Linked DNA regions of Homo sapiens: regions 2, 3, 4, 5, 6 and 7 are each linked to region 1. Evidence: chromatin loops called from intact Hi-C (ENCODE). Cell type or tissue: Caco-2. All regions are shown on one strand.

Region 1 (4,000 bases):
AACCCCATTCTGTTCAGTCCCCAAGACCCGCAGCCCACTGCCCCCTCCTCCTCCTCATCGGAAGTCCTCGTTTCCTGTCCCATTTCACCCTGCCTCTCCCCCCTCCGACAACACTTTCTGCTTGGACCAGCAGCCCATGGGGGTTTCAGGGAGCAGTCTCCCTGCCCCACTTTCTGCATTTTCCCTCTGCTCTCAGGTTCCCTTTTCTTCCTGATGCATGGGACCAGGACGATCCTGAGCAGCTCCCCTGGGAAGACTGTTCCCCCCACAGGCTGGTTTCAGGGGATACCAGGACTGCTGCACCTCCACACTCATGTTTTCCACTCCCCTCAAAGTCCAGGCTGATAGGAGAGCAGCGTTACTGTCCAACTCTGCCAAACGTGTGTCTCCATTCCCATTTGGAGGGTGTGTCTGGAATCCTTGTTTACAAGGTGTAGAGGTGGAAGAGTTCATCCCAGAGCCCCATGGCCCTGTACACCTCACTGCAGTTAGCTGGAAGATGGTTAAAGCAGTGAGTGACTTTTTTTCTAGAGCTGTTGCCCTCCCAGCCTGGGCTACAAACAATCAGTGCTTGAATCTTCCTGCCTACCCCCACCCCAATCAGGCCTTTAGGGCACTAAGTTGGAAAGGAGCCTGGACTTCAGAGTCAAACAGGCCTGGGCTCTACTGTGGTTTTACCTTACTGTGTCATCTTGGGTGGGTTAGGATACTGTACAGGTGATGTGTCCTCAGGGTGTCACACCTGAGGCACCTGGTGTTTTGTCTTCATGCATGTTCTTTAGAAAGTCACGTGGAGGGGGTTTTCCATCTGGGCTGGGCCAGGCCACTTAATGGGCCTGTCGCTGGTGGGCTGGCCGGTTCTGAGAAGATCTGGCAGGTGACTGCGGTTGGTCAGCCATTCAAGGCTACTACTGGAGAGTCCGGGAAATACCTCAGGTGCTCTCTGCATTTCCACAGGCAAGTCTGTAACTTCTGAGGTGTCCTGCAAAGGCAGGTAGCTGGCAAATCTGTGAATGGATGAGTGCACAGAGGAGGTCCCAGGTGAGGGTGACAGCCCAGCAACACACTTCCCCAGTCACACCTGCTCTTTGGAAGGTTCCAGCAAGGCTGTGGAGAGGACCCAAGGGCCTGTGACTGCCACCTCCCAGTAGACCCCAAGGACCTCCAGCCTCTGCTCTCCCCTCAAGGGTCCTGTCGCTCCCTTGGTGGCCATTAGCTGTGGTGGCCAGAGCTGTTCTCCACTCTACCTCCCAGGGCCTCTATCAGCAGCTGACGGTTCCTGCGGCTTGTAATGTTCCTGCTGATCTGCCTCACTCACTACCCGTCACCGCTGATGAACTTTCCCAAAAGTCAGCCCAGAACTCCTTAAGGGAAGGGGCAGCCTCGTTGTGGTAGTTCCAGCACCCTGTACCAAGCAGGTTCTTAGTAAATGCTGACTGTTGAGTGGCCCCTTTCTGAAATAAATTCCTTGTTCTCAAATATATCCTGGATCTGGTCCCCTTGGGTCCAATCAGCGCTTGAACCAGACAGCAATGACTGACCACCTCTACTCAAGAGTTTCTGGTTTATTTGGAGCCTCTACCCCACCCAACCCTAAGGCTGGGAACCCTTTTGCCTTCCTTTTTTCTTAAAGGAAGTTAATCCCAGCACATGTGAAAGATGGACCATCCATCCCAATGCCTCATGTCCTGGGCTTCATTTCTCCATTTCTCCCAGGGCACCCTGGGAGTCTACATGCAAACAGAGATACTAGAAAGTTAACTTCCGGAAACCCCCTTGATAGGCCAATTCGTCCCCTTTTCTCTCTCTCCATGTGATTTTTTTTTTTCAAAAAATATCTTTTGTAGTTTTTTTTTCCTTATCACCAATACATACCCAATGTGGAAAACTGAGAAAAAGCAGGTTTGTAAAAAGAATAAAATGCTTCGCCATAATCTCACTCTGCAGACAACCTACAATGGCAAAAATCGCAATTAATTTTGCACCAACCTAATACTAGGATTTCAGTGCACAGCCTTCCAGGCCTACATTTAGGTTTGTTTGAAACAGGAACATGCGGTTCAACCGCCAACCTGAGCCCGCGTCCCCTAAGGCCAATACCACCATCCTGACCCTCCTTGGGAGGTCCTGAAATGACCCCAGTTCCAGGGGCAACGAAATGCATACGCTTTCGAGGGAAGGAGGGGAGGAAACGACCCTGTGGCGCAGGTCTGCACGGCCAAGGGGGTTCCCTGAGCTGGTGGAGCGGCGTGGCGTGGCCTAGGAAGTCCCTGGGCGAGGGAGGCGGGGCGCGGCGTGGTGGGGGCGACTGGGTGGTGCAGGCCTGCGCACGCGCGCAGCCGTGGGCGGGACGGGCGGCCTGGGGGCTTCGCCGCCAGGTGGCAGGCGTGCGCCACGCCCGCAGGTTCCAGCCCCGACCCGGGCGCGCGGGGCCGACTAGGGTCGGGTCCAGTGTGCGGTGGTCGCTCCGCTCCGGGCCGCTCCGCTCTGGGCGTCAGGGCGCGGGGAGCTGCCCCGGGGTTCTGTCCACCGGGGAGGAAAGCCACGAGCACTGAGCGCCTCCTGAGAGCCAGCCCTGACGTGAACTCATTTTATCTGCCACGACCCAGAAGGTGGGCGCAATTTTCCTATGTTCCAGGTGTGAAAAGTGAGGCTCAGGGAGCTAGGCAGTTGCCCAAGGGGACACAGCAGTGACGGCTCTGGGACGAAGCCCAGGTGTCCAGACGCGATGGCCTCTTCCCGCGTTCTCGGCGGGTACGGCGCGCCGCCTGCCTGCGGCCCGCGGGGAGGTGGTCGGGTGGCCGCCCCGGCTCCTCCTCGGGCCCCTGAGGATTTCCGGCCGGGACCCCGAGGAGGGCCCTGTGGCCTTGCGGCATCCGTGGTCACGATTCCAGCCCCACACGGCCTCCCGCCAGTCCCTGCGAGTGCCCAAGACGGGGCCGCCCCTCCCGTCTCCTCCCTTCTCTCCCCTCCCCGGCGTCTCCCGCCGAGGGCGCTGCAGGCGGCCTGGTTGGGATGAGGGCGGGCAGGCGGCCCACAAGCAGGGGCCTGTTTCCTGACTCGTTTGACCCTGGCTGTCCCTGCGGAGGCCCCAGCAGACCCAGCAAGGTCATCTAGGGCGAAATTCCAGTCTGAGCCCTGAGCAGTGACTTAAGTTTTCCCGATAAGGCTCAAGAAGGGACACAGATTGTCCTCCCCACACCCCGCACTCTGTCAGCACCTCCACTCTGGTGAAGCCTCTGCTGCAGACAGCCCGGCTCGAGAAGAGACAAAGATAGACTTGGGACAGATAAGGACAGAGACAGCCAGGGAGAGAGGGGCAAGGAGCTCAGAGGTGAAGATGGGGCCGCGCCGATGGGGAGGCAGCGGGTCTGCGGCCGCCGAGATGGGAAGTGGGCCCTGGAGCGGGCTTGCCGAGCCTACGACCGGGGCTGGGATGTTGGAGGAAGACGCGGTCATGAGGGCTGAAAAAGAAGGGGTTTTTGGTATGGTAGAAAAATGGATTGGGCTGGCAGCTCGAAGGCCACAGCCCTGTACCTCTGGGCCTGGTCTCGTGTGTGCACCTGGGACCGGTGGGTGAGGGGTGATGTAGAGTCAATGAGGGACGAGCTCGCTGAGTCTCCAGGAGGCAGGAGTGGAGAGGGCGAGGGAGGGAGGGTAGGACCTGTATACCTACGGTGGAGGGGGCAGGCGGGGGACAGATGCTGCTGGGCCAAGACTACTGAGTCTCTCCTGCCTGCTGGAGGTCCCTAGCTCAGGACTTATTCCATGCACACTCTGATAGAATATTTACGCCCAACACTAACTGTTTGGCTTGGCAAATAAGCAAAGCCATAAAGTCACAGCTGGCCTGTAGGCTCCCAGTCACCATGTGCAGCTGAGTCACAACCACTTCCCCCACCCCCTGGGGAGCAAGCGCCTATGCTCATGCCTGCACTCAGACACATATCCACACAGATACCCACAGATGCCGCGTGCCACTGAGTCATAGCTACCTCCT
Region 2 (4,000 bases), 570 kb after region 1:
AAGGTATGCACATAATCTTGTTTACTGACTGATCCTTTAAAAAATCTGGCATATTAATAATTCCACTTAAAATACTGAAGATGGGAGCCAGAAGGAAACTTGTTCTTTCTATACAATGACTGAGAAGGGAATTCTAATGAATATTTTGGCACACATATCTCATTTTCTGGCTGCTTTAGGACCCAAGAGCCAGTAGGTCATAATTAAAGCCAATAATGGCAACTCCAGACAGCCCAAATATTTTCCTGGTGCTGTCAATTCACTGCATTAAATGTTTTAACATCATTTTTTGGGGAGTGTAGAACATACGCACAGAGGGGGAATTAAATGTTGATGTGAAATTTGGAACATTTGCTGCAGGTTGCTCCAAAAGATATTGTTTATTACATTCAAAGGAATTATACAATGTTTTCCTTATTAGATAATCTTAAATGACCCTTTCTGGGCTGAGAGCTGTGAAGTGTGTCCTTAAGTTGTCAGAACAAAATCATATTTTCTGCAGAAAAAGAAAACAAAAAACATGTTTGGGGCTGAGGCTGCATGTCATGTAAATAAATGAACGTCTTCTACCTCCACTGGATCTTCAGGAATGTTCTCTTTGGTCACCAGGAGTTGTGTTGCTACAGAGTTAAAGCTACTCACTTTTCTGTCAACTCTACTTCCAAAAAGAAAACCCACAAATATATGTTTGCAAAATCTGTTTGGGATCCTGGAGACAAGGTCCTTAACTTTATCTTTTTCCTGAACAAGTTTCATACTTAAAAAAAATAATAACAATTAAAATTCCTCCAGCCCTACCCCCACCTTCTTCCATCCTTCCATTTCTACTTTAAATGATAAGAAAGTTTCCTCTTGGATGGAAATTAAACATCTCAGCCTGGGTGAGGCAGCTCAGGCCTGTAATCCCAGCATTTTGGTAGGCTGAGGCAGGAGCCTTGCTTGAGGTCAAGGGTTCAAGACCAGCCTGGGCAACATAAGGAAATCCTCCTTCTCTAATCTAAGGGGAAAAAAAAAAAAGTATCTCAGTCTAAGGTGTGTCTGAGAGAGTTCTGAATCACCATTTTGGGATGGAACAAACTGACCAGTCACTTCTTTTTTTTTTTTGAGACGGAATCTCGCTCTGTCACCCAGGCTGGAGTGCAGTGGCGCAATCTCGGCTCACTGCAAGCTCCGCCTCCCGGGTTCACGCCATTCTCCTGCCTCAGCCTCCTGAGTAGCTGGGACTACAGGCGCCTGCCACCACGCCCAGCTAATTTTTTGTATTTTTAGTAGAGACAGGGTTTCACCATGTTAGCCAGGATGGTCTTGATCTCCTTACCTCGTGATCTGCCTGCCTCGGCCTCCCAAAGTGCTGGGATTACAGGCGTGAGCCACTGCTCCCGGCTGACCAGTCACTTCTTAAAGGCAAAACTGGATTTGCTCTGCAAAACAATTCAGCAAAAACTTGGGTTCCAACTCTGGTGCTACACTGTGACAATGGAAACTTTCCAGCTACAACTTGGAAGTTGGGAGCCAAGCACAATACTAAGTCAAGGAAGGTATTTGAGGCCAAAGCAGACAGTGGTCTTGGCACTGCCTGCTCCTGAGCCCAAGCTGCAGCAGCTGTGGGGTGGTGATGCAGCTTTCAGAGATCTCTAAATCTCTAAGTACACCAGAAACCAGATTTTATTAACTCCCCTTTTCCACTTTTTTTTGCCCCTACATTTCTGCCATGGATTATATCATAATAGATGGTGAAAATGCTGTGAGGTGTATACTCAATTCCTAGGCATTCTTCCACTTAATCATACTCAGTTTTCTTTGAGGGCCTCCACATTGTAAATGAGCAACACCTTGATACTGGGAAAATGAATATGAAACTCAGGGCCACAGCCTCTGTGATCTGGTCATTCTGGGGCAGTCATTTTCCTACTTGGCCTACAGAACCAGGCAGGTCTCTGGCCTGGGGGTGGCGGGTGATGTTGTATTCTCTTGTCAAAGTGCACAGAGCCCACTCTGAGAAGATGCTATACTCTTCACGTTACAAGACGGCAATATGCCCGTTTCTGGGCCAATTGGCTGACTCAGAGATGAGGAGATTATTCCGTGACACTTTGTTTTCATTCCAGTCCAAAGGGCAAAAAAAAAAAAAAAAAATGTAAAACTCTGCTGCCACCTGCTGTTTCTTTAGGAATAAATTCTTGAAACGGTTCTAGGTTGATTGTATATTGGTTATCTTAGCCAAGTGCCTTGGTGGTGAATTTGGGGGATTTTGGAATATAAGTTTATGTAGTTGTGTACCAACTGGACTGTCATTTCCTAGGATGAACTGTTGGACCACATGGGTGGCTTCTCTCTTTCAGTCCATTAAGTCCTGCCTCCCTCATCCCTTGCTGAGACTCAAGGGCAGACTCCTTGATCCCAGACAACTTTCCAAGGGAGTTCACGCAAGGCTCTGACCAGTGAGGCTCCAGAGCAAAACCCAGGAGGCTTATAGGTTTAAGTGTCTTTTCTTTATGGGCCAATGATGTCTGAAAACTGTAGCAGTAGGTAAATTCCCCAAGCACAGACTATTCTCTGCTGGGTGTCAGTGGGTGGTATTGGAAGTGCCTCTCAGAAGTGCTCTTCTCAGCTTGAGGTTCATTTGTGATGAGGTTCATTTGTGGTGTCTCCAGATGTTTTATCTTTGTCTTCCTTGAGGAAACTGAGGCAGATTAAGGAAGACGAGTGTCCAGGAAAGTAAAGGCTAGCTCCATTTGAATCACACCCAGGTGAGAATACTTGAGCTCAGGTTAGATGATGAGAGGGATGAGGAAAACAGTGGCTCCTCGGAGCTCAAATAAAGAGCACTGGAGCATTAATATAGTCATAAGCTTAGATGGGCTTGATAAAGCCCTTAGTCATCTTATTGGAGGCATCCAGAGGACAGAGGCTGCCTTGCCTTGACTATATTAGTGGCTTGTTGCTGCTCCAAATCAGAAAGTGGGATTTTCCTTTTTGCCTTCTTTGGGAAGATCCATTTGTATGTAAATGAGTTCTTTTTGATTGCAGTCATTGTTGTAGCTGAGAATTCTTTCAACCAAGATCTTTTTCTTGGCAGAGATTACTGAGTCTATTAAGTGTGTTTTCATATAATTCTAAGTGACTTTTTAGATGGACACAGAAAGAAGTGTTAAGGAAATGACCCTTGGTCTTTTCTCCTATCAAAGAGAAAAGGCATTTGAGTGGTATCGATAAGCATTGAAGGTAACTGATGGCTTATCACTGTGTCTGGCATTATAGCTGGCACATTTATTGACTGAATGGTCAAACTTATCACCCGTTGTTCTTCCCAGAAGGTTCGTGAGACCTGTTGGGGAGGGACGGGGATAGAAAGGAACAGAAGGAAGAGTCTCAGAGTTAATCAGGTGGAAAGTCTGTAAGTGGAGTGAACCATGGGAGCTAGAATGCTATGGTAGGACCAAAATTAATACTGTATATGTCAAAATAAATGTGTATTACTTATAAAGTATATACAGTTCCTAAAAATTATCAAACAAGGTTATTATGTACAACATTTCTCCCTTCTGTGTCTCATTCCCTAAATATTATGATTGTTAACATATTGCACAAGCTTGACCATGTTTATGCTTCATGTATTTTCTTGTTTATGTCCCCGTTGTTCTCCCTCAGTATTTTGTAAAGGCTTTGGAAAAGTTCCAGCCTATCTCAGCTATGTGAAGAAGAGTTCAGGGAAGGAGTTTGTATAACACTAAAGAAATGTCAGTATCTCCTCACAGGTAGGGGCTGACATGATGCCACGGCAATGGGAAATGAAGTGGGAAACCCGAAGCAGGAAGGAAAACTCAGGAGAACTGGGTTGGGATAGTGGTTTCAGCTTCTCCTCGCCTCCTAAAGAGTCTCTTGATAGTTCTCAGGCCTTGAAGGTTCTGCCTGCCCCCAGGTTCCCCACCCCAGGAAAATAAGCAACTTCTCAGGAGAATAATGAGGTTGGTGTTTACCTTTGTGCTTCATTTGAGTA
Region 3 (4,000 bases), 420 kb after region 1:
TTTGCTAGATATACTATGCTAGGATAAAAGCCTCTTTCCTTCAGCACTTTAAGTATATCAGGCCACTCTCTCTGGCCTGTCAAGTTTCCATGAAATAATCTGCTGTCAGACATACTAGAGCTCTATTGTATGTTATTTCTTTCTTTTCTCTGGTTGCTTTCAAGATCCTTTCTTTATCCTTGACCTTTGGGAGTTTGATATTACATGTCTTGATATATTCTTCTTTGGATTAAATCTGCTAGCTGTTCTATAACCTTCTTGTACTTCAATATTAATATCTTTCTCTAGTTTGGGGTAATTTTCTGTTATTATCACTTTGAGTAAACTTTCTACCCCTATCTCTCTCTACCTCCTCTTTAAGGCCAATAACTCTTAGATTTGCCCCATTGGGGCTATTTTCTAGATCTTGTAGGTATGCTTCATTCTTTTTTCTTTGGTGTTCTGCCTGTCTTCAAGCTCACAAATTCTTTCTTCCACTTGATCAATTCTGCTGCTGTTAAGAGACTCTGATGCATTCCTTAGCTTTATTGAAATCTTTCACTTGGTTTTGAATCCAATAGTAAAATCTAACTTTTTCATTAGAACACTGTGGCTGTCATAATCAAAGCTATTCCTAATTTCACAGATATTAGAGGTTTTTCTGGTAAATATGGTCTATCTTTGGAAAAAATAAAAGCTGCCAACTCTCTAAGCACCGAGTACTCATGTCATTACACTCTTCTGATTTTAATGTTAAAATGCTTTTTCTCTAAGTGTCTTTCTAACGCCACTTAAACCATCCTAATTGGAATCTAGGGCTTAGTCTATTAATTTTTTAAGTATCAGAAATAAAGAAAACTTTTTTAAAAATCAGCTTTCTCATATAATACTACTAGCAGAATAGTTTTAGAAAAGCTTTAGCAGAGAATCAAAAGACCAGGGTTTTATTATCATCTCAGCAATTACTAAGTAGCTACATAACACTGAGCAAGCTATGAAATCTGAGATTTCAATTTCTAATTTTTTTAATGAATGAATTTTAGCATTTAAGAAATAAATATAACTTACCTAAAACTGTCACTTTTCTCTTTGGTTTTCTAAATCTTAACTTTATACAAATTTTCCCAATTTTTGAAGTGATTTTTCTAAATTTCTACATGCAGTTCAGATTCTAGATAATTTTTGGCCAGACTTAAAGTATCTTTAAGAGTTAGCCAGAATTAACTGTTTAAAAAAGTACATTTTACTAAGGACTTTTATCTTTATAATTAATCTATGAAATTGTGACTCCCTTTTTAGCTTTCATTACATTTCAAAAGAGGTCAGAAATATTCCCACCATCCTCCTTCCTGGACACATCTCAATTCAATGCAATAGTAAACTATTTCTGAATGTTAAATACAAGTTACATAAAAATTCTCCCAATTAAGAGATATGAGTATAATTCCAAGGCATTTCTTGAAAGTGAGGAAAGTTTAGTGGTGATAATAATTTGCTATAAAAGTAGATACAGCCATATCATTGATAAATTTATATTTGATTAATGAGCTTTTAGTTCTCAAAGACTAAAAAACTTTTCTTCAATAAATACACATATGTGTTTACTTTGTCACCTTAGTAACTCTCACCCTAAAATTTTGTACATTGGTGACTTTTTATAGACACATAAGTACCACTAGAGGCCACCAAATACTTCATCTTATTAAATCAACAGATTTGCAAGTTATTCTGGCTAGCTTAAAGGTACTTTAAATTAAGCTAAGTTACAAGGAGATGACCATACATGGTAATATCCGTAACTGGAAACTCTCAAAGAATTATTCAAAGTCAAGCAAAAAGATGTAAACATATTTCGTACAGTAATTAGGATGTATGGATGTATAGATGTATAATTCGACAAAAAGCTTTATGAGATCAAAATGGGGGGGTAGGTAATATAAAAATTCATTCCTTACGTACCTTTGAAAGTAGACCTAGAGAGATGACCTACAGGAATGACCTAGAGAGATGGTGTTCTCTCAAATTGCTGTTGTCCTTTATAAGCAAATTATGTATTTAAATATACACCTCTCTATATATACATAAATATAAACATACAGATACATAAAATCCTAGAGTTCAGTATTCTTTCTTGCATATCACAAAGTCTTTCACATAATGATTTTAATATCTCAAGTTGGCTACCATTTACAGCAATCAAAACTTCAAGAAAGAAGTCTTATTGTCAAAATCACCTGACTTTTTTTTTGTCTGTTTATTTTAAGACAGGGTCTTACTCTGTCACCCAGGCTGGAATGCAGTGGTGCAATCTCGGCTCACTGCAATCTCTGCCTCCTGGGCTCAAGCGACCCTCCCACCTCAGCCTCCCAAGTATGTGGAACTACAGGCAAGCACCACCATGTCCAGCTAATTTTTCTATGTCTTTTTGTTGTTGTTGTTGTTGTTGTTATTGTTTGTTTGTTGTTTTTTAATTTTTTTTTTTGAGACGGAGTCTTGCTCTGTCGCCAGGCTGGAGTGCAGTGGCGATGTCTCGTCTCACTGCAACCTCCGTGTCCTGGGTTCAAGTGATTCTCCCGCCTCAGCCTCCCGAGTAGCTGGGACTATAGCACGCGCCACCACGCCCAGCTAATTTTTGTATTTTTAGTAGAGACAGGGTTTCACCATGTTGGCCAGGATGGTCTTGATCTCTTGACTTTGTGATCCGCCCGCCTCGGCCTCCCAAAGTGCTGGGATTACAGGCGTGAGCCACTGTGCCTGGCCAGTTTTTCTATGCTTTGTGGAGACAGGGTTTCACCATGTTGCCCAGGGTGATCATCACCCCACATTTTCTAATATACCCAAAATTCTGGCTTGAAGAAGAAAACCTGGCATCTGGCAAAAATAACACCTGAGTAAACTTTGCTCTCCCTTTCTAGGTGAAAGCGCTGCTTAAAGCGTCCCACATCCTCTCATTTCTTCCAGCGTCCTCCTCCTTTCCAATGGTAAATAGTAAAAACTAGAAGGCCCAAGTAGCATCCAAAGATTCTGTAGATCCAAGGGAAACTTCTAAAAAAAATGGGGCTTATTGCTATTGTATTATCCACCTTTTCTGCATGGTTATATACTATTTTTCAAGGTTTTTCAGGAAATCCAGAGAAACTTTAATCAGTCACGGTTTTGACATTCTCTCTAAAAAATCTTGGCTTAACTAAAGGTCTCAAAATCCTAAGTTTTCTTTTAAAAACTTTATAGTGTTAGCTTTTACATTTAGACTATGATCCATTTCAAGTTACTTTTTGTGTATGGTTTAAGGGTCAAGGCTCATTTTTTTCCTAAATGGATATCCAGTTGTTCTAGCACCATTTGGGCTTATCACTTCCACAACTGAATTACATTAGCAACTCGGTCCAAAAACCAATTTATGAAGTCAGGCACAGAATGATAACTACTGTGTGTTCTCATCCATATGTAGAAGCTAAAAACACAAAAAACAAAAATTTGAGCTCATAGAAGCAGAGAGTAGAATTGTGGTTATTAGAGGCTGGGAAGGATGTGGGGAGGGAAGGAAAGGAAGAGATTGGTTAACAGACACAGAGTCATAGCTAAATGGGAAATATAAGTTCTCGTGTTCTGTAGCACCGTTAAGGTGAATATGGTTAACAATAATTTAGTGTATATTTTCAAAAACTTAGAAGATTCTGAACGTTCACAACACAGAGAAATGATAGGTATTTGAGGTGATGGATACACTAATTTGATTCCACCATTATACATTGCATACATGTACTGAAATATCACCCTGTTTCCCATAAACATGTAGAATTATTACATATCAACTAAAAATAAAAGGAAAAAACAAAAAAGATAACACATGCTTTTCTTTCAATAAAGTGGAACATTTCAGAAAAAAGAAATAAATTCATGATATATATGTGAGTTTGCTTCTAGACTGTACCATGGATCTACATGTCTATTCCTTAAGCTAATACCATACTGTCTTGATTATTGAGCCTTATGGGATGTCTTGAAACCAGGTAGTATA
Region 4 (4,000 bases), 100 kb after region 1:
GTATGCCTGTTATTTTAGGTTTGTTCTTTCTATTCAACTTCCTATAGTCATTTCCAGGAAATTCTTATTTATTAAAGTATATTAAAACAATCCTAGTGCTGAAGAACTGTATTAAGAAGTTATTATGGAAAAACATAATGTCTGAAATCAACAGAGGAAAGATATCACAGGGCTCCCTAAATAAAACCCAAATACACTGGCAGGAAGTAGCTAGAGTTTTTTTTGCCCTGGGAACATCTGCTTTCCTTAAAGCCAGAATCCTAATCCCACACAATTAGAGTTCTTTTCTTCTCTCTTACCTTTTGCTTCAGATGCGGGGCATGATTGTCTTCCTTGGCTGAGAGATAAAGGGAGCGAACCTGTTCCTGCACTGCATTGTAAAAGGTTGTCTCCCAAAATTGCTGATTTGTCCAAATGGGGTGGTCTTGTACACACGTGTAAGCAAACTGGCTGACTCCAGGGGCAAGTTTCTGTGAGAACACACAAAATACATCATCATGGGGCTGGCAGAATTATAACAGTTCATAAGGTCACAGGGGCCACAGTTAATCATAGATGAGATCAAAGGATTTCTCTAAAGAATATCGTATGGTAGTACAGGCTTAGCAATCAGCAACTTACTCCTTTTTAACTGGCAACTGTGGGCTTGCTGTTGGATCCTTGAGAGTCTCAGTCACTTTATCAAAATGGGTATTTTAGTAACAGCTAAAAATCAAAGCTGTTATTATATCAATTAGAAAATACAGGAAAAGGAGGCACTGTAGGTTTAGTGAATATTATTACAATTAGGGCATATAATAAAATCCATCACGATGTAAACATAAAACTCCAGATAATTTAACATTTCTTCTATGGCTTTAGGGTACTCTTTTTAAAGAGACAGCAACTGAAATATGAGTGAACCTACAGCTTGGCCTTACACACAGAATGAGGATATAGCATGAATTAGGGACTCAGGAGAACTGCACTTTTCCTACTGCTCATTCCAGCCCATTACCTCCCCGCCAAAGCTGTTGCCTGGCTCACATACTCTCTAGAAGACTGCCCTGGGCTTCAAGGGCATTTTCTGGTAACCAAATTTGTGCAGGGAAAGATAAACACAAACCAAACCTCCTTCCTTTCAGGGACTTCCTGCTGGGTTTCAGCGTAAGAGTAAACTTAAGAGGTGATTAACAACAGAGGGAAGGAAAATGAACTCTGCAGGCATTTAGAAGGCACTTCATATATATTTAAGTTTGTTTAGTTCCAAAACCCCTGCTCTTTTTATAACACCAAATTGTCTTTCAAAAGAACTGAAAGTAAATCAAAATAAATGAAATGCCAAATTAACTGCCAATTAGCACTTCTGTTTTCCCCTCACTTTATGATTTTGTTTCCCAAAGTAATATTCTACCTTGGAACCTCTGAAAAAAACTTGTATAACATTGCATTTTAAATTTTAATGATAATTTACATTGCCAAATTTCAGTTAGTGACTTGAGTCAACTTTCCAAAACTATTTCTGCCACCTCTAAAAGCTAAGGATGTTTCAAATTTTTAAAAATTCATAATTTTCCAAGAAAGAGTAGGTACCATTTTCAATAAACATTTTTTGGCCCATTTTATTCTTTGGAATTGAGTTCATCTGTTTTCTGTGAGTAGAACTAAAGTTTCTGATAAGTTTTCTTTCGAAGCAATTTAATAAGCTGAGTGTCTTCTCCTGAAATGCTGGACACTGAAGATGATTACTAAGGTTATATAACTGTTACACAACAAAAGTTGGTTCATTTCTTAGGGACGTATACCAGATATATAAGACATCTGGTAAAAATTACACGCTCAATACATGCTAATCTCCTTTTTGGTCTAGAACTGCATACCACGAAATGTAGTACCTGTGTAGTTAGAAGCTGGGTGGTTGTGATTTTGCCTTAAAGAGTCTCTGTGTACTACATGCCATCTGTAAGACCCTTTCAAGATAGGACTGTGTTACTGCTGCTGAGGTAACTGGCTATAACCTCAATTCTCCCTATTAAGTGGCTGTAAGTTGTGGCTATGAAGCAAAAATCAGGAGTTCTTTGAGGGTGCACAGGGATCATTGTTGGATTTCATTATGCCTATCTGCTCATTTAAGAAACAGTTACTGTCTACCTATGGGAAATCATGAACAAAATGTGTGTGGTTTTGTGAGTGCGTAAGCAGAAGCCACACACACTGAATCACAAGCTCCTTCTATACTCTGCATGAAGACACTTGGGACATGGATTACACACTTTTTCCTCCTTCATTTTTTAGTCCTTTACTGTAAGGACCAACAATTGTTTCAGTAGCAGTACACAAGCCTATTTTGAAACAGTTTTTTTTTTTTTTTTTTTGAGACAAGGTCTGGCTTTGTTACCCAGGCTGGAGTGCAGTGGCATGATCATGGCTTACTGCAGCCTCAACCTCCCAGGCTCAAAAGATCCTCCCACCTCAGCCTCCCTAGTAGCTGTAGTAGCTGGGACTACAGGTGTGCTCCACCACACCCAGCAATTTTTGTAGCTTTTTTTTGTAGAAAAATTTGAACCTGGGAGGTGGAGGTTGCAGTGAGATGAGATGGGGTTTTTGTAGAGATGGGGTTTCATCATATTTCCCAGGCTGGTCTTGAACTCCTGGGCTCGAGTGATCCACCTGCCTTGGCCTCCCAAAGTGCTAGGATTATAGATGTGAGCCCCCATGACCAGCCTGAAAGAGATTTTAAAGGCACTAAATTCAAATGAGATAAAACTGTAATTCTCAACTGCCTTTACCATGAGTATACTCAGGGCAGTACCATTTCTTACAAATGCAGCATAACATAATCAATGGCAACTCTAAAAATGTTGAAGTCTTGAAATTATATTCATATAGATAAACTCCAAAAAACTGAGCTTTTAACAAATCCTTATCAGATTCTCACAAAGTACTTTTAGGATAATCAGCATGCCAAAAAAGTTATTAATTAAACATCTTTTATTAAAACTTAACAGAGATGTACAGGAATCTGAGGGTGTAATGAAGCCCCACCTTTCTTCAGTATTTTTCACACTGATGGTGTATATTTGCTTTCCTTGGCACATTTGAGTTGACATTACAGGTTGAATGTCCCTTATCTGAAATACTTGGGACCAGAAGTGTTTCTGATTTTGGAATATCTGCATCATATTTACTGGTTGAGCATTCTAAATCTGAAAATCTGACATCTGAAATGCTCCAATGAACATTTCTTCTGAGTATCATGCCAGCCCACTACAAGTTTAGAATTTTGGAGCATTTTGAATTTTCTTTCTTCTTTTTGGAGACAGGGTCTCACTCTGTCACCCAGGCTGATGACAATCATAGATCATTGCAGCCTAGAACTCCTGGGCTTAAGGGATTCTCCCGCCTTAACCTCCTGAGTAGCTAGGACTACATGCATGTACTGCCATGCCTGGCTAATTTTAAAAAATGTTTTTTGAGGCCAGGCACAGTGGCTCACGCCTGTAATCCAAGCACTTTGGGAGGCTGAGACAGGCAGATCACTGAAGGTTGGGAATTCAAGACCAGCCTGGCCAATATGGTGAAACCCCGTCTCTACTAAAAATACAAAAATTAGCTGGGTGTGGTGGCAGGCACCTGTAATCCCAGCTACTTGGGAGACTGAGGCAGGAGAGTTGCTTGAATCTGGGAGGTGGAGGTTGCAGTGAGCTGAGATCGCGCCACTGTACTCCAGCCTAGGCAACAGAGTGAGACTCCATCTCAAAAAAAAAAAAAAAAAAAATGTTTCTTGAAACAGGTTTTCACTATGTTGCCCAGGCTGGTCTTGAACTCCTGGCCTCAAGCAATCCCCCCACCTCGGCCTTCCAAAGTGCTGGGATAGGATTAGGCCACCAAGTGTGGCCCAAATTTTTGAATTAGATATACTCAACCTGTATCTTCATGTTTATGCACAAACTAAAAGTTGAATATGCAAAAACTAATCTAAATAGTTTGAGCAAAAGTGGGACTATATATGTTCCAAGGA
Region 5 (4,000 bases), 150 kb after region 1:
TGCTTGCTCTAATGGACACTGCACTTTCTAACACTGTACCCAGAACTGTTCACATGGATTTAAAAAAATTGACCTCATACTGGTCCATAAAATAAGTATCAGGGCTGGGTATGGTGGCTCACACCTATAATCACAGAACTTTGGGAGGCCGAGGTGAGAGGATTGCTTGAGCTCAGGAGTTCAAGACCAGCCTGAGTGATAGTAAGAGCTCATCTCTACAAATTATTAAAAATTAGTTGGGTGTGGTGTCATGTGCCTGTACTCCCAGATACTTGGGAAGCAGAGATGGGAGAATCACTTGAGCCGAGCAGGTGGAGGCTACAGTGAGCCATGATTGTATCACGTGGCCTTCCAGCCTGGGTGACAAAGCAAGACCCTGTCTCAAGAACAAAACAAAACAAAAAACTATCAGTAAATTTCAAAATGTTTTGAATCATATAGACAGAGTTGTCAGCTCACAATGCAATTAAGTTAGAAATCATTAATGCATGTAAAATACTTAAAATTGTACCTGGTACATAGAAAGTACTCAATAAATGTTATTATCACTGAGGCTAGGAAATGCTTAGCATATCACACTCTATTGTGATTATCTATTTACTTGTATGTCTCTTCACTAGATTATAAGCAATTTAATGGCATTTTTATTAAGAAGCAGTTATCAATATTTATGGCAAGTTGTTGAATGAGTGATATGCCTTTTTGAATGTCATACAAAGCTGAAAGAACAGTAGAACAAATGATCTTACTAGGTCTTGGATTTCCAGAATTAACATTGAGCGTAATCAGGATTTTCCTTTGAATAACGATTTTCATTTACTCAACAAATATTTATTGAGTATCTACTATGTGCCAGGCATGCTGTAGCTAATGAACTCAGGAATCTCTTTATCCCAGGAGGAAATAGGGATGACAAATAAGAACACATTTTAAAGGGATGAGATAAATTCATGGCTGAATAAGATACATCCTTAAATTAGAGGACAATGATGTTCTTTTATGATGTCTCTGTGGGGACCTTTGTTGGAGCCCAGTTACTGGTTAGATAGATTTTTAAGTCAGAACAAGTAATCTTTTGTTTTAAATTCAAGAACATGAGTTTTACATATAAAAAGAGTGACTGTTAAAACTCAGTAGCAGCTCTCCCTCAGTCAAACCTCTGGAAATGAATGTGTGTGAGAAAGGAGAGGGAGAAAAGAAATATGAGTCAATGAGAACTTCCTTCAAAGAGAATATTAAAATCAACTAAAATATTACTTTGAAGGCAGTCATTACCTTGGAGTCGTGTTTAGGTTTTTATTTTAAAATACAGTCAGGCCATGTAGGAAAACACCGCACCTTTTTCCTATGTGGTATCTCTGCAAGGTCTCCATCCTCTCTATGGATTATATATAATAATCCCAGAATGCAGCAAAAAGTATGAATCATCTTTTTCTTCCTGACTTATTCCTCACCCCCTTAGGACACTGCTATGCACAAGAATGTCATCTGTGTCCTAGCACATCTGAATTTCTTTAACAGAAATGCCTTGCATGTTTCTGAAGACTGTCATGAGGCCCAAGGCAATAAAGTTCAACAGACTTGAGCTGTAATCTTCTCCCAAGGAAATGGTTGGGATGCCAAGATGCCTTTTGACTTTGATTTCACAGCAGGGCTTCATTTGTAATGACACTGTCCAAACTTTAAATGACAACAGCTGTGATATGAAGCCCTACACACTCATTTATAATAATTTTCCACAAATTAAAAAAATTAAACAATGGGGAATTTCAATCCATGACCAATTAGCAGGGAACAGGCAATCATAAAACATTTAGACTAGTGGGCACTATTTATTATCTTACAAAATGTTTACTCATTGTAGTGCATGTCTCAAACCTGTGTGCTGCTCAAATGCTGATTGCAAAATATAAATAAAAAATTCTTTGCAAATCACGTTAGAGACATTCTAAGTTAATTAGGTTGAAAGAGGGAAAAAATTTACAACAATAAGTCTACAACTATTGACACAGCAACCGCATTCCAGAATTGTGTGGTTATCTGTTGGGGAATCAGTCCATAAATACACAATCTGAAGTCCCCTGTGCTTTGGCCAAATAATAGCATTGTAGTAATAAACATACCAGACATTTTATAAACTTGCAAGGTCTTGAATACTGATACATGTTTTATTCTGAACTTTGCTTTGTAATTTACCTTTAATTTTCCTGCTACAATTGAAGAGTGAGCCCTGCAATCTTAATTTCCCATTATCCTCAATTACTTCGTACTTTTAACCTAGATACCTTTGAACTGTTGTTGCCAACATTCCAGTTTGATAAAACTCTGGAATCTCTAAAAAATGTTATATTTAAACATTAAAGAAAAAACTAGATTGAAAGGAACAATGTGTTACAGAACTGACTTTCCTTTAGAGTTTAGATTAGACACAGCTCAGAAAAAAGTTTTTTTGAATTGCCCAAAACACTGAAAACATTTGCATCTTCTACATAAGGACAAAAATTAAAAACACAAATTCCTCTCTGTATCACATTACTCTCCTATTCAAAAATTCAGCTATTTTCTGACCATTATAGAATAATGACCAAACTCTTCTGCCAGGCTTATTAGCCCTTCTCGGTACGGATCCACCTCTCTACCCACCCGACCATATGGGCCCCTGCCACAAGCTGCTGCTTTAGTCAACCTATTTTATTTATCACCTTCTATTCCACATCATACTTACTCCTACCATATCTAATACGGTTGAGGAAGCCCATCCATGCTTTGGTTTGTCATTTACATGCTTTCTCCTTGGTATTTTCATATGCATGCCCCCATATTTCTCCCTTCTTTCCAAGTACAATGTTAAGCAAAAAATAGGCAAAAGGATTTTTTTATTACAGTTTCAGCTTCAAGTTATATTTTAACATTAAATAAACCTACAAAACCATAAAGGATGTACCACAGTTTTGAATACCACTGTTATTTATATGCACAATGACTCCCATTGCAATAGAAGGTGAATGCTAGGCTTGACAAATAATATCAAGCTTTATTTTAAGTTATTTGAGTGAATGGACCAAGTCACTTTTAACTTTATATGCCTGGAAACTAGAACACTGCACCTGGCATATGGTAATAATTAGTTAGCACTTATTAAGTGTTTACTAAGTATCACACATATTTGAAGTATGAATTTACAGATATTATTTCATTTAATCTTCACAACATCTCGATTAGATAGGTACTGTAATTATGTCCTTTTTGTTGATAATGAAACTGAGCCTCTCAGAGGTTAAATTATTTGCTTGCGATTATATAGCCACAAATGGCAGAGCCAGAATTTGAACCTGGATAGTCTTACTCCAGTATTTGTGCTTGAAACCTCAACGTTCTCTTGCCTCTCAAGTAAGATACTGAACTGAATATAAAAATGGAGTCTGTGGAAACATAATTCATGAAAAAGAAACCTTCTAGTGAATTATAAATAATATCCTCAAGAGAGTTTGAAACTATACATCTATGAAAAAGCAATTAAAAACATAATTGTTACAATTAAAATGCAATGGAAGGGCTTGAAGAAAATTTTTTTCTTATGTGTTCATTTTATCTCTATATTTAGGAATTTAAAAACATTACAAAATATAGAGGATGAAGTTAAAGCTTCTAAAATATACCTAACAGGAGTACTGGAAATTGTGAATAGAGAAGGCAGATGGGGGGCTTGGTGCGGTGGCTCACGCCTGTAATCCCAGCACTTTGGGAGGCCGAGGCGGGTAGATCACGAGGTCAGGAGATCGAGACCATCCTGGCTAACACGGTGAAACCCCGTCTCTACTAAAAATGCAAAAAAAATTAGCCAGGCGTGGTGGCGGGCGCCTGTAGTCCCAGCTACTCAGGAGGCTGAGGCAGGAGAATGGCGTGAACCCGGGAGGCGGAGCTTGCAGTGAGCCGAGATCACGCTACTGCACTCCAGCCTAGGCGACAGAGCGAGACTCCGTCTCAAAAAAAAAAAGTC
Region 6 (4,000 bases), 67 kb after region 1:
AGTGTTTCCTAAGCACTGGTGTTATTTCCTCTACTCTGTTCTGACGAAAGGGGAGAGGGAAAAGAGATGCTTAGGTCACATGTGGGGCCTTATTGATCACTGTGATCTTATACCTGGCCCAGTGCATGAGACACTAGATGTATTCAGTAAATATATCTGCACTGATACGATGCAACACTGAACTAATTCTAGTCCCAGTTATACTAATATTTGCTATGCAGCCTTGGCCAAGTCACTTAATCTCCCTGGGCCTCTTTAAATACATATCCTGGAGGTTATTTCAAGAATAAAATAATACATGGAGAAAAACTTAAAATGTAAAGGATGAAAAATTAAAAAGCTGCCTCCAAGTGGCTACTTCTCAAATATACCCAGCTATTATATTTTGGTATTTGAGAGGCAGTACTAATTTTCTCAAGGCATTTTTCTACTCAACAAAGAAATTTATCCAAGTTGTAAGTATATGTGTTTCCCCATTGGGCTTAAATGCTACTTTAATTTTAAATGAAAAACAATGTGATCTATTCACTTCTTGCTTTTAAAATGATTCTTAGGTAAAAAAGGATGCAGCCCTTGTATTAGGAACTCACCAACATGCATGCTGAATGCAAAGTGATCACCCTGACTGAAAAAGAGGTGAAGGTCAATTTTAACCCTGGCTCATCAGACCAGGAGAGACACACAGTGGAAATAACATAAGAAAACTTGGAACTAAGACTGTACGACAATGAAAAGAATGAAAAAAATTGTGAAAATAGGGGAGCAAAAAGAAAAAGGCTAGGAAGAAGAACTAGGGGTTAGGGTAAAAAAAAAAAAAAAGAAGAAGAAGAATTAAATGATAGGAGGCTCCTCTCACAGTGGTATCTAACTCTGGAAGAATGAAGAGACTCTGTACTGTGAGTCGGTACAAGGAAATGAATTACTTGCAAGGCATGGGCATGTTTATACCTAGTCTTGCCCTGGCCAGTCTAAATGTGTGTCTGCCTGGTATGTTCACATAACAGAGAATCTTTTGAGACCCTTAACTTGCTTGCCTCAGTTCATTCGTCCTACTTTGAGAAGGAATGACACTATCAGAAGAAACACAGAAAGCAGCTCTAGAGATCACAGAGAATGTTGAAGGTGTCAGGAAACAGCAGTATCTCTTTGTCCAGTTTATCACTGGGACTTCACAAGGTTTTGGAGGCTTTAGGAGTGAAGAGTTAAGAGATGGAGTAAAAGAATGAGATTTGCGTTTCTGGATTTTAGCTTAAGATACCATAATGACAAGCACCTGGTTAGGAGTAAAAAACTGTCATAAGGAAACAAGCCAAATTCACAGTAATTTTCAGCAGAAAGTATTTGAGAAGGGTGTCAGAAATAATATTTATAGCCTCAGATATGCACATAGTGGTCATAAGTTAAATAGGAGATTTTAATCTGAAAAGGTAAATACAGCCTTCTGGGTGCCTTTAGGATTAGCAAAGAATGGAGTCATAAGAATATAACCACTACTGGGAATTCCCTTGTATAAAAGAAGCCAAGAGTTGGAGGCCAGTGTTAAAAAAGAAGATAGTGTAGTTGAAAAAGATTGTTAAGGCCGGGTGCAGTGGCTCACACCTGTAATCCCAGCAATTTGGGAGGCTGAGGTGGGTGAATCACGAGGTCAGGAGATCGAGATCATCCTGGCCAACGTGGTGAAACCCCATCTCTACTAAAAATACAAAAATTAGCTGGGCACGGTGGCACGTGCCTGTAATCCCAGCTACTCGGGAGGCTGAGGCAGGAGAATTGCTTGAACCAGGGAGTCTGAGGTTGCAGTGAGCCAAGATCAAGATCGCTCCACTGCACTCCAGCCTGGTGACAGAGCGAGACTCCATCTCAAAAAAAAAAAAAAAAGAAAAAAAGAAAAAGATTGTTGAAAATCTATGAACCTTGAGTACCAACATAATAGGAGGAGACAACTGTGCAGCTACAATTTATATTATAGGCCACCTGGCCAAATGTTGGAATGGATAACATGGTGACGTGTACAATGGCAAAATACAAGATCAGGTTGTGGGGTGGGAGGGTTTCAATTAACTAGACATCTGCTGAAAGTTGCACTGTCTAAAAGTTGAGTGGAAAAATTACTGACTTTCCTTGCTGACAATGTAAACTTTCATATGGTAAATAAAGCAGTAAGGGGAAATGCAATCTCGAACCAAATTCTGACAAGAGTGCTTAGCAACTGAAATACTAGGAACCTTAGGAAAAAAATCACTGTACCATCTTTTAGTTCAAATTCACTGAGAAAGAAATGATGAGAAGAACGAAGCGTGTATCTTAAACTTTAAAATAATAGTACTCTAAAAATTCAGAAAAATGATATATATGGCTGTAATGGGTTGAAATGTGTCCCCCTCCCAAAATTTATATTAAATCCCAACCCCCAGTGCCTCAGAATATATATCATTAGTTAAGATGAGGTCATACTGGAGTAGAATGGGCCCCTAATTCAATATGACTGGTGTACTTATAAAAGGAGAAATTTGGAGCCAGACACAGAGGGAGAATGCCATGTGAAGATGAGGGCAGAGATTTAGGTAATGCTTCCAGAAGCCAAGCAATGCCAAAGATGGCCAGCAAACCTCCAGAAGCTAGGAGAAAGGCATGGAACAGATTCCTCCTCACAGCCCTCAGAAGGAACCAACTCCCTGACACCCTGATCTTGGACTTCCAGCTTCCAGAACTGTGAGACAATAGTTGTTTAAGCCACCCAATTTGTGGCACTTTGTTACGGTAGCCCTAGGAAACCAATACAACGACTTCAAGGCCTGACACACTCATTGGAAAGATGACTCAAGGAGGTTGAAAGCTCTTAGGAAATCCTGCAATTACAGAAAGTTCTGACGAGGCAGGAAAAGAAAGTATCCAAAAAACCAGTATGACCACTAGGAGATGTGTACGGTTTTCAAAAGGGAAAAAAGTGAATTTTGTAAAGTAGAATCTTTATGTTGATTCTGAACCAAATTCTAGGAATGGAGTATCAATGGACTATTCATAGTTACTTTTAAAAAAAAGCACTGATTCGTATAATAAGTCACAGCAAAATAACCATAAAACCCTTGGTGATGCAGTGAATTGTTTGAAAGACTGGCAAATAGTGGATTAAAACGATTGACAGAGATTTAGAAATATGGGCCTGGTGAGTTTTAGTGGGAAGACTCATAACCAGTATAGATGAACAGACTGATCTTTTTCTTCAGAGGGGTTTATATTATTTTGCTGTAGGTCTTTGTCCTTAGCTCTGGCTTGTTCAACATTTTTTTAAACGAAGAATCACATGAGAACAATGATCAAATGTATGGATGACAAAAGGCTTGAAAACAGCAAATGCACTGGTAGACAGAATCAGGGTCCAAAGGTCTAAAATACCAGTCCACACCCCAAAACATGAAATTTCCTAGTTGTAACACTGCTAGTGGGTCCAAAAAGCAACCATCAAGGCCAGTGTATTTTTAAGAACAATAGCACATGTGAAGCAGACAGGGATTTCAAATGATATTAATCTCCACATGGGTTAACCTAGTGATGGGGCTGCCCATAGCTAATGCAGTTTTAGGCTGTGAGAACACCTAGAGTGCTGGGTTCAATTCTGTGGAGTGTTCAGAGTGATAAGGATGGTGAGTGGACTACAACCATTTCAACTGGGGATATTCAGAGTTAACTAAAGGCAGGAAAAGAAAGTATCCAAAGGACCAAGATGTGTATGGTTTTCAAAAGGGAAAAAAGTGAATTTTGTAAAAAGTGAATTTTGTAGAAAGCAAGCCTGACAAGAGTTTTTCCTGAAGGGTTTTACGTGTGGGAGAGTACACTTACTTTCTAACCTCAGAGGATAGAGCTAGGGCCAATATGTAAAAGTGGTGGTCAATATGAGAAAGCAACACATAGAGTTGCTCACAAATGTAAGGGATTATTTTGGGGAAGAAATGAGTTTCCCATTACTGATGATGTTCAAGCAGAAACAAGATTACTTACT
Region 7 (4,000 bases), 210 kb after region 1:
GTATGCCTCAGCAATATAATAGAAACACACTGCTTCCTCCCACTGCCGTAAGTGTCAAAACACATGGGTTCCAGTTCTTGCTCTAGTCCTTATTATGTGATGCAGGGAAAACAACTTTGCCTAAGTTATATAATTAAGCTTATCTTATATAAGGCTCCTCAGAAGGTGAAATCAGATTTAAAATCTGTTCTTGCCAAAGCAGCTCTCATACATGCTCTGTATTTCCCCCCATATCTAGCAAAGACAGGGAAAAATAAGTAAGTAAATCCTTAGTCCAACTCTTAGTAATCACTCTTTCTAAACCAAATGTTGAAAAAGTGTTTTACAATTCTGTCTGGACTTAACACCAATGTCACTGGCCTGTAGTGTCTAAAACTGCCCTTTTCAAAAAGTAGTGTTTTTGTTCTTCTCTGTTCTTTAGGCATGACTCTTACTCATATACTGTCTTCCCAAAAATAATAAATATCAATTCTCTAAAACATATTGGGTAGGTATCTTTTTTTTCAGGCTGGCCAGGTAATTCATATGGATCTTGAGGTCTGAATTATTTAAAGTATATTCATTACTTTGGTTTCTATCTATATTTTCTTTATAATAAAAATTAAAACTCTAAATATATTTCCCATGAAGTAAATATTTATAATAAAATTTAAAACTTGGAAAAATAAAAGTAGAAATAATCTTAGTAACACCAGTATTTTTTCTAGTTATATATATATATTTTTCTCTATTGTTATATTATCTGTCTTCTGTCTTTTTCCAAAAATGACTTGGGGTGGTTTAGAAAAAGCAGGATGCATTGGCCAGGCACAGTGTCTTATGCTTATGTAATCTCAGCACTTTGGGAGTTCGGAGTGGGCAGATCACTTTAGTCCAGGAGTTCAAGACCAGTCTGGGCAACATAGTGAGACCCCATTTCTACAAAAAAATAAAAAATTAGCCAGGCATGGTGGTGCCTGCCCATGGTCCCAGCTACTCAGGGGACTGAGGGAGGAGGATAGTTTAAGCCTGGGAGATGGAGGCTGTGGTGAGCTGTGATTGCACCACCACACTCCAGCCTGGGTGACAGAGTGAGACCTTGTCTCAAGAAAGGAAAAAGAAAAAGAAAAAGAAGGATGCACATATCACTTCTAGTCAAAATCTCTAAAGAGTTGGTCCTATAATTTGGTAAGTTCATCCTAAACTTCATAGGGACATACAAAGACCAAAAATAGTCAAGGAAATTCTGAAGAAGAGTTAAGTGGGAGAGTTAAGATTTCCAGATATCAAAACTTACATAAACCTTTAATAATTAATACAGTACAACAACTGTTATTAGTGAAGGGTTAAAAGGATGAATGGAATAGAATAGAGAGCCCCAAAACAGGACTATGTGAGAAAATATGATAGAGATAGGTGGCATGACAATTCAGGGGGAAAGGTTAGACAATTCAATGAGAGGTAGTATAACAAAGTATTTTTAGTTCATGATCTCTGATTTCAGAACGCCTCGTTTCAAACTCTAGCTTGGCCACTTACTAGTAGTGTGACCTGGTGCAGTGTCAATTCACTTACCCCATGTGTTGTAGTTTTCACATCTGTAAGGAAGATAATAATATAGTACCTACTTCATAAGGTTCTTATGAGTATTGAACGAGCTGTTACAGTAAAGCTGTTAGAACACACAAACACACACACACACACCACCCCAGAATGAATCTAAAGGCTGTTTTCCAAAAATTTTGGCTACATTCATTTAAAAAATATGTATTCTCTTATTCTCTGCATATTCTATGGCATGGTACCATGCTTCTATAACTAAAGCCATCTCTTTCTCCCAAGATTTCCAACACATTACCAACTACTTACATTTTAGTAATTATAGTAGTAGTATCCAATATGTTTTTTGTTTGTTTGTTTGTTTTTGAGACAGAGTTTCACTTTGTTGTCCAGGCTGGGGTGCAGTGGCGCGATCTCTGCTCGCTGCAACCTCTGCCTCCCGGGTTCAAGTGATTCTTCTGCCTCAGCCTCCCAAGTAGCTGGGATTACAGGTGTGCACCACCACGCCTGGCTAATTCTTTTGTATTTTTAGTAGAGACGGGGTTTCACTATGTTGTTCAGGCTGGTCTCAAACTTCTGACCTCGTGATCCACCAGCCTCAGCCTCCCAAAGCGCTGGGATTACAGGCGTAAGCCACCACGCCCAGCCCTCCAATAAGTTTTAAATAGAGTCTTCCCAGAAGCAATTAGAAATATTGTAAACCAAATCCATACACAATTTAGAATTACAAGCATTAATTTACAAGCTTGTAAAAAAGATCATGTTAAAACAAAGTTCAAAGTTGAATATCTGTAGTTATATAGATATTCTACACCAAAATGCAGATTAGGGATTTTGTTAAATTATGATATATTTAGCTGTGTTTAGAAGATTCGAAAAAGACTTATGCCCCAGAATACAGTAATATTTGGTTTTCTGGCTCCTGAGTCTGTATACTGCTGCCCTCTAACGGGCAGCATGATAAATGTAAAGGACCACATTTGCTACCTTGAACCTAACTTGGTCGCGAAATGACTTTTGAGAAGACAATAGCAATGAGAGGAAGTTTAGGGTAGGGCTCACTGTATTCTGCATATACTTAAAAACATCTGCTTTTACTTGTAACACAAGATGTGTTTGGACTGGTCCCTTGAACGTCACCAAGCTCATTAAAAGCTACAGCCAAATTTTGTGTTGAATCTCCTTGTTGAAATAAGGAAATCCGTTATTTTCCGACAGTACAAAGCAGCAGCCAAATTTTCATCTTTGATTCCAGAGAAATGCAAATATAAAGTAATAAACAAGGGCTAGACAACTAAACACTTACAGTGAACCTGGCAACATTTTTTTCCAAAGTAACCAAAATAAACTACTGAAAAGAGTTTGGCAGAATGCACTGTCTTTTACATTTTGAATTTGGATAATGATTTTCAAGGAATGGTCTCTATAATCCTGCTTTAAGAGTATACTTTAGTAATTCGAGGTAGAATGATTTTTCTCAGACATGAAAAAGTGACATATACACACATCATCTGGTCTGCAGCACCCCTCCCCCCTGCAGCACGCCCAGCTACCCCCAGCTTTGGTAGGCTAAGTGAGAATATGCCTAGGGGTTACAGAATACAAGGCTTGAAACTAATTTCAAATAAAAGCAAAGCAAGGCACAACAAAAGCCCCAAACCCCAATGGAAATTCAAAGTAGGCAACAGCCACCTTGGGAAAAAGAAAATTTTTCCTATGTATTGGTCTCAGCACTGAAAGACAAATCAATATGATATTGTTAGAGCTTATCAAGTTTCCCAGATTAATTCAAGTATTTGAAATTATTTAACGTGCACAAATTATACTTAGAGCTATGTGGGATAGCAAGTGACACAAATTTTTTTTCTAATACAGTTGATGGCAATACTGTCACTGGAGTAAATTGTTAAACATTGTCAAAACGTAACTGGACTCTTTAGAGTTGCCTGGTAGTGTACATGACATTGATGGAATGACTCATCCTCAATTTTCCAACTTCATAGGACTTTCAAGGATCACATCCTTGTGAGATGACTGAGACATTCAACTGAATGTCTTATCCTTAATACAAGTAGATGACTTTAATATTTGATATGCTGGTTGCCCTAATTCAGGGTTTCTCAACCTATGCACTAATTGACATTTGGGCTTGATAATTATTTGCGATAAAGAGTAGGTGTCTTGTGTATTGTAAGATGTTTAGAAGTATCTTTGGCCTTTATCCACTAGATGACAGTAGCACAGTCCCTCCAACTGTGACCACCAAAAATGTCTCCAGACCAATTTCATGAAGTAGGGTGGGAGGGTTGCTCCTGTTGAGAACCACTGCTCTAATTCATGACTCCAGATAGAGATTTCCTATTCTAAGACAAGTACTCTTGTCACAAGTACGAAGGCAACATACAGTGACCAGCTAACAGTCCTATACTCTCACTCACCTGCTGAAATACAAATTAGAATC

The links. Peaks named below come from ENCODE experiments on the same cell type or tissue, not always from the same donor. Only the 100,000 strongest peaks of a DNase experiment are listed, where the experiment ranks them.
Region 2: a loop joins it to region 1, with 9 times the contacts of the local background. A loop is called at or near these places in 76 of 110 quality-filtered maps.
Region 3: a loop joins it to region 1, with 2.6 times the contacts of the local background. A loop is called at or near these places in 2 of 110 quality-filtered maps.
Region 4: it touches region 1 in a loop (10-fold over the local background); 29 of 110 quality-filtered maps call a loop at or near these places.
Region 5: it touches region 1 in a loop (7-fold over the local background); 6 of 110 quality-filtered maps call a loop at or near these places.
Region 6: a loop joins it to region 1, with 2.1 times the contacts of the local background. A loop is called at or near these places in 9 of 110 quality-filtered maps.
Region 7: a loop joins it to region 1, with 15 times the contacts of the local background. A loop is called at or near these places in 94 of 110 quality-filtered maps.

The regions. Positions count from the first base shown.
Region 1 is chr11:9,755,892-9,759,891 of GRCh38, forward strand. It overlaps LINC02709 (long intergenic non-protein coding RNA 2709), which reads right to left and starts at 3,642. Exons shown (of 3, transcript NR_033972.1): 1 at 3,538-3,642; 2 at 1,876-1,952; 3 at 1-1,007. SBF2-AS1 (SBF2 antisense RNA 1) reads left to right here and starts at 2,402. Exons shown (of 3, transcript NR_036485.1): 1 at 2,402-2,612. RefSeq lists an enhancer at 681-740 and silencers at 2,212-2,611, 2,732-2,851. In Caco-2, CTCF peaks have their summits at 2,363 (motif pointing right) and 2,633; DNase peaks (open chromatin) are centred at 2,290, 2,650, 3,060, 3,930 and 1 weaker place; H3K4me3 peaks cover 2,024 bases.
Region 2 is chr11:10,321,054-10,325,053 of GRCh38, forward strand. The region is part of intron 1 of CAND1.11 (a long non-coding RNA gene); the gene reads left to right. Among named protein-coding and RNA genes, the nearest start is that of CAND1.11, 15 kb to the left of the region's middle. In Caco-2, CTCF peaks have their summits at 2,178 (motif pointing left) and 2,378; a DNase peak (open chromatin) is centred at 2,028.
Region 3 is chr11:10,180,332-10,184,331 of GRCh38, forward strand. The region is part of intron 2 of SBF2 (SET binding factor 2); the gene reads right to left. Among named protein-coding and RNA genes, the nearest start is that of SBF2, 110 kb to the right of the region's middle. In Caco-2, a CTCF peak has its summit at 1,619 (motif pointing right); a DNase peak (open chromatin) is centred at 2,310.
Region 4 is chr11:9,857,927-9,861,926 of GRCh38, forward strand. SBF2 (SET binding factor 2) reads right to left here. Exons shown (of 40, transcript NM_030962.4): 18 at 300-470. All of the region lies in intron 1 of LOC101928008 (a long non-coding RNA gene), which reads left to right. Among named protein-coding and RNA genes, the nearest start is that of LINC02709, 100 kb to the left of the region's middle. In Caco-2, no CTCF peak of the experiment used is centred here; no DNase peak of the experiment used is centred here.
Region 5 is chr11:9,904,641-9,908,640 of GRCh38, forward strand. All of the region lies in intron 16 of SBF2 (SET binding factor 2), which reads right to left. All of the region lies in intron 1 of LOC101928008 (a long non-coding RNA gene), which reads left to right. Among named protein-coding and RNA genes, the nearest start is that of LINC02709, 150 kb to the left of the region's middle. RefSeq lists an enhancer at 1,368-1,952. In Caco-2, no CTCF peak of the experiment used is centred here; DNase peaks (open chromatin) are centred at 1,571 and 2,041.
Region 6 is chr11:9,822,700-9,826,699 of GRCh38, forward strand. The region is part of intron 28 of SBF2 (SET binding factor 2); the gene reads right to left. Among named protein-coding and RNA genes, the nearest start is that of LINC02709, 65 kb to the left of the region's middle. In Caco-2, no CTCF peak of the experiment used is centred here; no DNase peak of the experiment used is centred here.
Region 7 is chr11:9,970,594-9,974,593 of GRCh38, forward strand. The region is part of intron 13 of SBF2 (SET binding factor 2); the gene reads right to left. Among named protein-coding and RNA genes, the nearest start is that of LINC02709, 210 kb to the left of the region's middle. In Caco-2, a CTCF peak has its summit at 2,493 (motif pointing left); no DNase peak of the experiment used is centred here.